2 separate regions of the Mus musculus genome follow, and region 1 is linked to region 2. Evidence: chromatin loops called from intact Hi-C (ENCODE). Cell type or tissue: heart. All regions are shown on one strand. Each heading gives the region's core, and the rest is flanking DNA. Links, peaks and the distances in the headings are about the cores only. Region 1 has its middle 1.7 kb from the start of Gm11267. Region 2 has its middle 56 kb from the start of Mpdz.

Region 1 (2,922 bases), core at 102-2,601, 1.1 Mb after region 2:
ATTAAAATCAGTTCACTTAGATTAGATTTTTATGTAACTCACAAGTTACATTCAAGTGAAGTAAAAGCAACATTATATGTTTGCTTACCAGAGGGATTGCCCTGAAAAGGCACCGAGTGTTACAATCTTTAGTGGGATTTTTAAAATTACCTCTATATTACAGGTTGTATTGCTATTCTTAATAAATCAAGAAATTCTTGTTGGTTAAGCTAATCAACTCGGTAAATAAACATTTACCCTGTAACGTAAGTGACATAATATTGCCTGGTGTTCTTTTGTGTCTGGCCTCTTTGCAGTGTTTCAGTTCTCTTGTCTTGTGTATGGAATCTAAGACAGTTGACTTCGGCACACACAGCAGCTAATCAGTCCTTACAAACAATGCCTTGTCCAGAGAGCAGCACACACACACAGACACACACACAGACACACAGACACACAGACACACACACTCACACACACACACACACACATCTTCCTTCACAAACTCATCTCCAAGTTCAAAGTTGCAATCGAAAGTGTGCCGTGACAGTAAGCAGCATCTTGGAGATAGAATATACTGTAAAATTGTGTTATGTATGTTGTTTCCTTAAAGTAGTTCCATTTGTACTGCTGACTAACGACTTAATTCGTCCACATAACATGCAAGATGTTTTTGTTCAGGATAAGATACATGCTCAACAAATGTACAGAAAAAAAATGTACAGAAAAAATATATGCATTTTTGCTGGTGGGCTTGTAAACCTTAGTCTGTTCACACTGATATTTTTAAAATGAAACTGAGGTTACAAGCTATGTGTGTTCTTCAGATTGATTGATTATTTATTCATTTTAGTCATTTATTTTGACCTGGGTTTGGATTTTTGAGGCAGCAGGTCTGTTCAAAGTGTCCTATGCACACTCAGTAACAAGCAGCTCACAACTGTAACTTGGGTTAAGCTACCAGCTACGAATAAAAGTCACTAGGAGACACACCAAGGCAAACCTAAAGCAAACAGCCTGCTTATCACATAATGACTACCGAATAAGGCAAATATTAGCAAAGCAAAGCAAGCCAGGGGCCCTCCACCTCAGGAAGAAGAAATAAGACAGAGACAGCAAACCAGCTGGAGCGGTACTGATTCAAACCTGAGGAAAAGTGGGTCAGGACTGACATCTGCTGGTCTGGTTAATGAGATGTTGCCCATTGAAACCAGATCCTGGGAGAGCAAATCACTGATGCTCTCTCTGTGACTGGAGTTAGGAGGAGGCACAGGCTTGGCAGAAGCCTCTCTAGGAAGCCATCTGCAAAGAGGCCAACCTTCAACCGAAGCCTCACTTCCTTTCTCTCCAATGTTTTGCCCTGGTAACCAGGAATGCTTTCCTAAGCTCCTCTAAGCAAGGAGAGAATGTTGTGCGGGTGGATTCCACTGAGAGGACCAATCTTCCAAAAGCAAGTGGTCAACTGGGTGCTAAGACATTTGAACAGGAATTCCAAGGTTTTATCAGAAGAGTCACTGGATCAAATTAATTCAAAAGGGTAATTTCTAGTCAAAATTCTGTTGTTATCAACTTGGAGGACATTCAGTTGTAGGATATAATAAATTAATTAGCTTTGATTTCTACCCATCTCTCTTCCACCAGCACCATTTTGCAACAGGGTCTTGTCTTGCTGCACAGACCCTGGATTTGTGACATTGTATCCTCGTGAGGCCTTGTTTCCATTCTCTGGCTTTTTTTTTTTTTGAGAAGGTGGGGCCAGGCTGGCTGTTCTCGAATGCACAGAGACGTGCCTGCCTTTGCCTCCCTGAGTCCTGGTATTAAAGACATGTGCCTCCGCATCTAGCCTCGATTCTCTGGCATCCTACTCTTCTGCCTTTACCAAGACCGGTGTCCTAACTGACTTGGTAGCTACAAGATTCTTGGGATGGTTATCTATCTTTCTCAAGCCACCTTCTCATTTCCTAGGACAGTTTTCACTCTATAAGTAGACACTTAATAAATATCTTCTGGCTCACTTTGATAATTCTGTATTTTTTTTGTTACTTTATTTATTTACATGTCAAATGTTGTCCTCCTTCCCGGTCTCCCCTCTGCAAACCCCCCACCACATCCCCCCTCCTCCCCTTTGCCTCTTAAGAGGGTGCTCCTCCACTCACCCTCCCACCCACTCCCGCCTCATCCCTCTAGCATCACCCTACGCTGGGGCATCAAGCCTCCACAGGACTAAGACCCTCCCTTTCCTTGATGCCAGATAAGGCAATCCTCTGCTATATATGGAGCTGCAGCCACAGACTTCAGTATACCCAGCCATGTATACTTTTTGGTTGGTGGTTTAGTCCCTGGGAGCTCTGGGGTGGGGGTCTGGTTAGTTGATATTGTTGTTCTTCCTATGGGGTCAAGATGCCCTTGGTAGTTCTGTATTCTATATCCCCTTGGTTGTTCTTAGGAATGGGACTTCCCCACGGCAGATCTGAACAGAACCCAGAAATACTGGTTTGCATTGACAAGAAATAATTTGAGCATTCCAGAAGTGTTCAGTATCATATCATTTTAATTATCTAGGGAAGATGACATTTTAAGGTTTGTAATGAGAGTATTAGGTCATGGATCATAGAAATTCTTTTCCAGAAAAATCTTTCGTAGTCTTTACCCATTGATAAGAGTGAACAGGTGGACCAGAGAACTTTTCTCCCACCCTCTGGCTACAATGAATTCCAAAGTGCTGTCAAAACTGTCTATTGAGGCTGGCGGGATGGCTCAGTGAGCAAGGACAGTGGCTGCAGCTGCACAGGCATGGCAGCCTGGGGCTCAGACACTAGTCCCTACATACAAAGACAGGTGTGGCTGTCTGCACCTGGAACCCAGTGCGGTCAGGGGCAGAGAAGGAAGGCTCATTGGTACTTACTGTCTACCAGCCTAGTTCCAGGTTCAATGAAAGACCCT
Region 2 (2,922 bases), core at 234-2,733:
CCTATATATTTTGGCAGTCTTTTGAATGTTCCTGGATGATAATTTAGGAGGTTTCTCATGCCTAGCACTGGGGCTTTTGTTAAATTGCTATGGCCCTTGAAATGAACTTTGTCATCCCAAGGGGTATATATATATATATATATATATATGTGTGTGTGTGTGTGTGTGTGTGTGTGTGTATGTATGTATATGTGTGTGTATACTCTTACACTTATATAATTTTAAGAAAACAAAACAATGTGCAGCTAATGTAGTGCAAAGTATTAATGTGTGTTCAGAATGAGATTGCAGTGATGTCCTAAGATACAACACAAGTGAGTGCTTCCAGAAACATATCAGATTGACTCTGTGCTTGGCTCTGAATTAGTTTTTGGTTGCTGTGTGTTCAGAAACCCTTTCCTTTTGTCATATTTTGCAGCCCTCACATTAATGTATTACGGTATGTCCCACTGTTTAAGAAGCATGGCTTAAGCACCAGGTCTCTTGTTATGTTTTTGCAGAGTTGGACAGTTTTCTCTAAGGTTCATTTCTTTGCACTAGGAATGGAGGTGCACGAACACACACAGAGCATCGAGAGATGTTCATGGGATACTTTCTGCAACATTACTTTAGATTCCTTGTAGCCAGAAACTTTAATATTTATGCCTTCACTCTCCTATCTTGGGGAGTAAGCACCAACTTTCTAGGTTGCCATAGCTAGAGAAAAGGAATGGGAGGGTCATGTGGAGGTTGGATTGCTCCCAAAGACACCAGAGATGGAAGGTGGCTGGAAAAAACTTATATATAGAGGTGTAGGTCAGATAGAAGCAGAAGATGATCTGAACTTTGTCACACTCTATTAGCTTGAACAAGGATTTTGGCTTCTCTGAATGTCTGTTCTCTTCTTCCCCTGAGAAATAAAAATAACAGCACATACCTTAGGGACCATTATAAGAACTGAATGAGAGAGAGAGAGAGAGAGAGAGAGAGAGAGAGAGAGAGGAAACAGAGAGAGTGAGACAGAGAGAGACAGAGTGAGACAGAGAGAGAGAGAGACACAGAGAGACACAGAGAGACACAGAGAGAGGCATCGAACACAGAAACAGTTTTTAGTGGAGAAATACAGACTAACAAATGCATGGAGAATCCTTATCCTCCCAAGTAAAATGTCATTTTCACATTTTTTATTATGAAAAAAAAAAGTGTCTGAAACTAATTACTTGACCTTGGTGGGGAAATTCAGGCCTAGAGAATGAAAATGAGTGCCTAGGAGTCTACTGTTTAGAAGAACTAGGAGTGTTTCTTTACCAGTAGATGTCACTGCAGGCATTACACACGGACTATTTCTAGGGGAAAAAAAAGTCTCCTGTGAGTGTTGGTATAATTAAATTGGTAGAATACAGTTATGATAGGCATAAAGGGTATTTATTCTGAAAAGCAATATATTTTATCATGGTCATGAACTTGTAAAAACATTGGCTTAAGGAAGCTAACGCTTATGCCTTAAATAGGCTTTAATACAATATATAGCATAAGTAATAGAAGTAATAGAAACTTACGAGGCTTTGAATATATACAGTTGACTTTCCTGGATGTGATAAGGTTTGCTCTTTAGCATTATCCTACAGAATCTGACTCATAGAAAGAATTTGACGGGAAGTCACAGATCTGACTTCTACCCTTTAAATCTTTGTACATTTGACATTTTATTTCTCCAAACAGCCTTGTAAGATTTCCTAGGGAAAGAAAGATCTTTAGCTGGCTTAATATCAGCTCTCCTATTTCATCTTTCTCTGGCTCCTTAAGCATATAGTGTCCTATATCAGGAAGTTAAGTCACCAAGTCTTTCAGAAAAGTACATTTAATGGTGCCTGGGGAACTTACACAGAGACATACTGGCCACAATGAAACAGATCTCTGTTCCTTTTCTCCTGTGGTCTCAGCTGACTCCTTAATGTAGTTAGCTGGCAAGGTTGAGTTAAACTGCAGTGTGTAGTGTTCTCATAGAAATCCCTGCACTTGGAATTCAGTGGCTCTTTGGAGGTGAAGGGAATTCTTACCTATGCAGAACTTAAGGGCAAGGCGTGTGAATGTGGCCCCCAGCCACCCTGAGACTGAACTTCTCCTTACAAATCTTAGTTTAAGGTGATCATAGAGTTTTTCAAGGTGGTTGGAGGGCAATCTAACTTACCTAGGATGTTCAATGATGAACTCAGTATTTTTAGTAATAAATTAAAAAGTTATTTCAGTTTTCAAACTAGAAACTCACATATTTATACCTGCCCTGATGTGGGATGTTCTGGCCAGGCTTACGTCTACTGAGTTCATCAAGAAAGAGGAGAAAACCCAAGACACTTGAGTGTATCATCTCCCTGATGCTGAGTTGCTCTTGAAATAGTATGTTACTTTCTTTTCTCTTCCATCTCCCAAAGCAGGCTTTTAAGAGTCTCCTTTCCCTCACAGTGCTAGGATCTCATCTGGTTTGTATCTGTTGTAGGTCTTGTGCATGGTGCTGCTGTCTTTGTGAGTTCTGAGGGTCTTTTTGATGTCGCATGCCTGATCCATCATGACATGTCCAAGAACTGAGTTTCTCCCAAAGAAATTATATTACTGAAAAAAATCAATGCTTTGAGAAATAGTTACAAAGTACCTTAACACAAATTAATAGGTCTTCACCAACTGCAAATGCAGATGCTCCTTACAAATCCCACACTGTAGATCCCACAGTGGAGGCAAAACAATGATAAAGGCTTACTTCTGTCAACTGAATGACATAACTTGGAGTTTTTTTAGAGCAACATTCATACATTAAGTCTGGTGCATACTAGTTGACAAAGGCCAGTTTAGTAGATAGTTCAAACTTTAGGCTTGTAGTAAAATAGACCACCAACTGATACACTTTGAACACAGTGGTTAGAACCGTTCATTTAGTATTAATTCATT

What was found. Hi-C counts contacts between places; a loop is a spot of excess contacts. Peaks named below come from ENCODE experiments on the same cell type or tissue, not always from the same donor. Only the 100,000 strongest peaks of a DNase experiment are listed, where the experiment ranks them.
Region 1: a loop joins it to region 2, with 7 times the contacts of the local background. A loop is called at or near these places in 5 of 42 quality-filtered maps.

What each region holds. Positions count from the first base shown.
Region 1 is chr4:82,588,550-82,591,471 of GRCm38, forward strand. No RefSeq gene overlaps it. Among named protein-coding and RNA genes, the nearest start is that of Gm11267, 1.7 kb to the left of the region's middle. In heart, for the core only: a CTCF peak has its summit at 1,163 (motif pointing left); a DNase peak (open chromatin) is centred at 1,152; H3K27ac peaks cover 809 bases.
Region 2 is chr4:81,497,036-81,499,957 of GRCm38, forward strand. No RefSeq gene overlaps it. Among named protein-coding and RNA genes, the nearest start is that of Mpdz, 56 kb to the left of the region's middle. In heart, for the core only: a CTCF peak has its summit at 1,286 (motif pointing right); no DNase peak of the experiment used is centred there.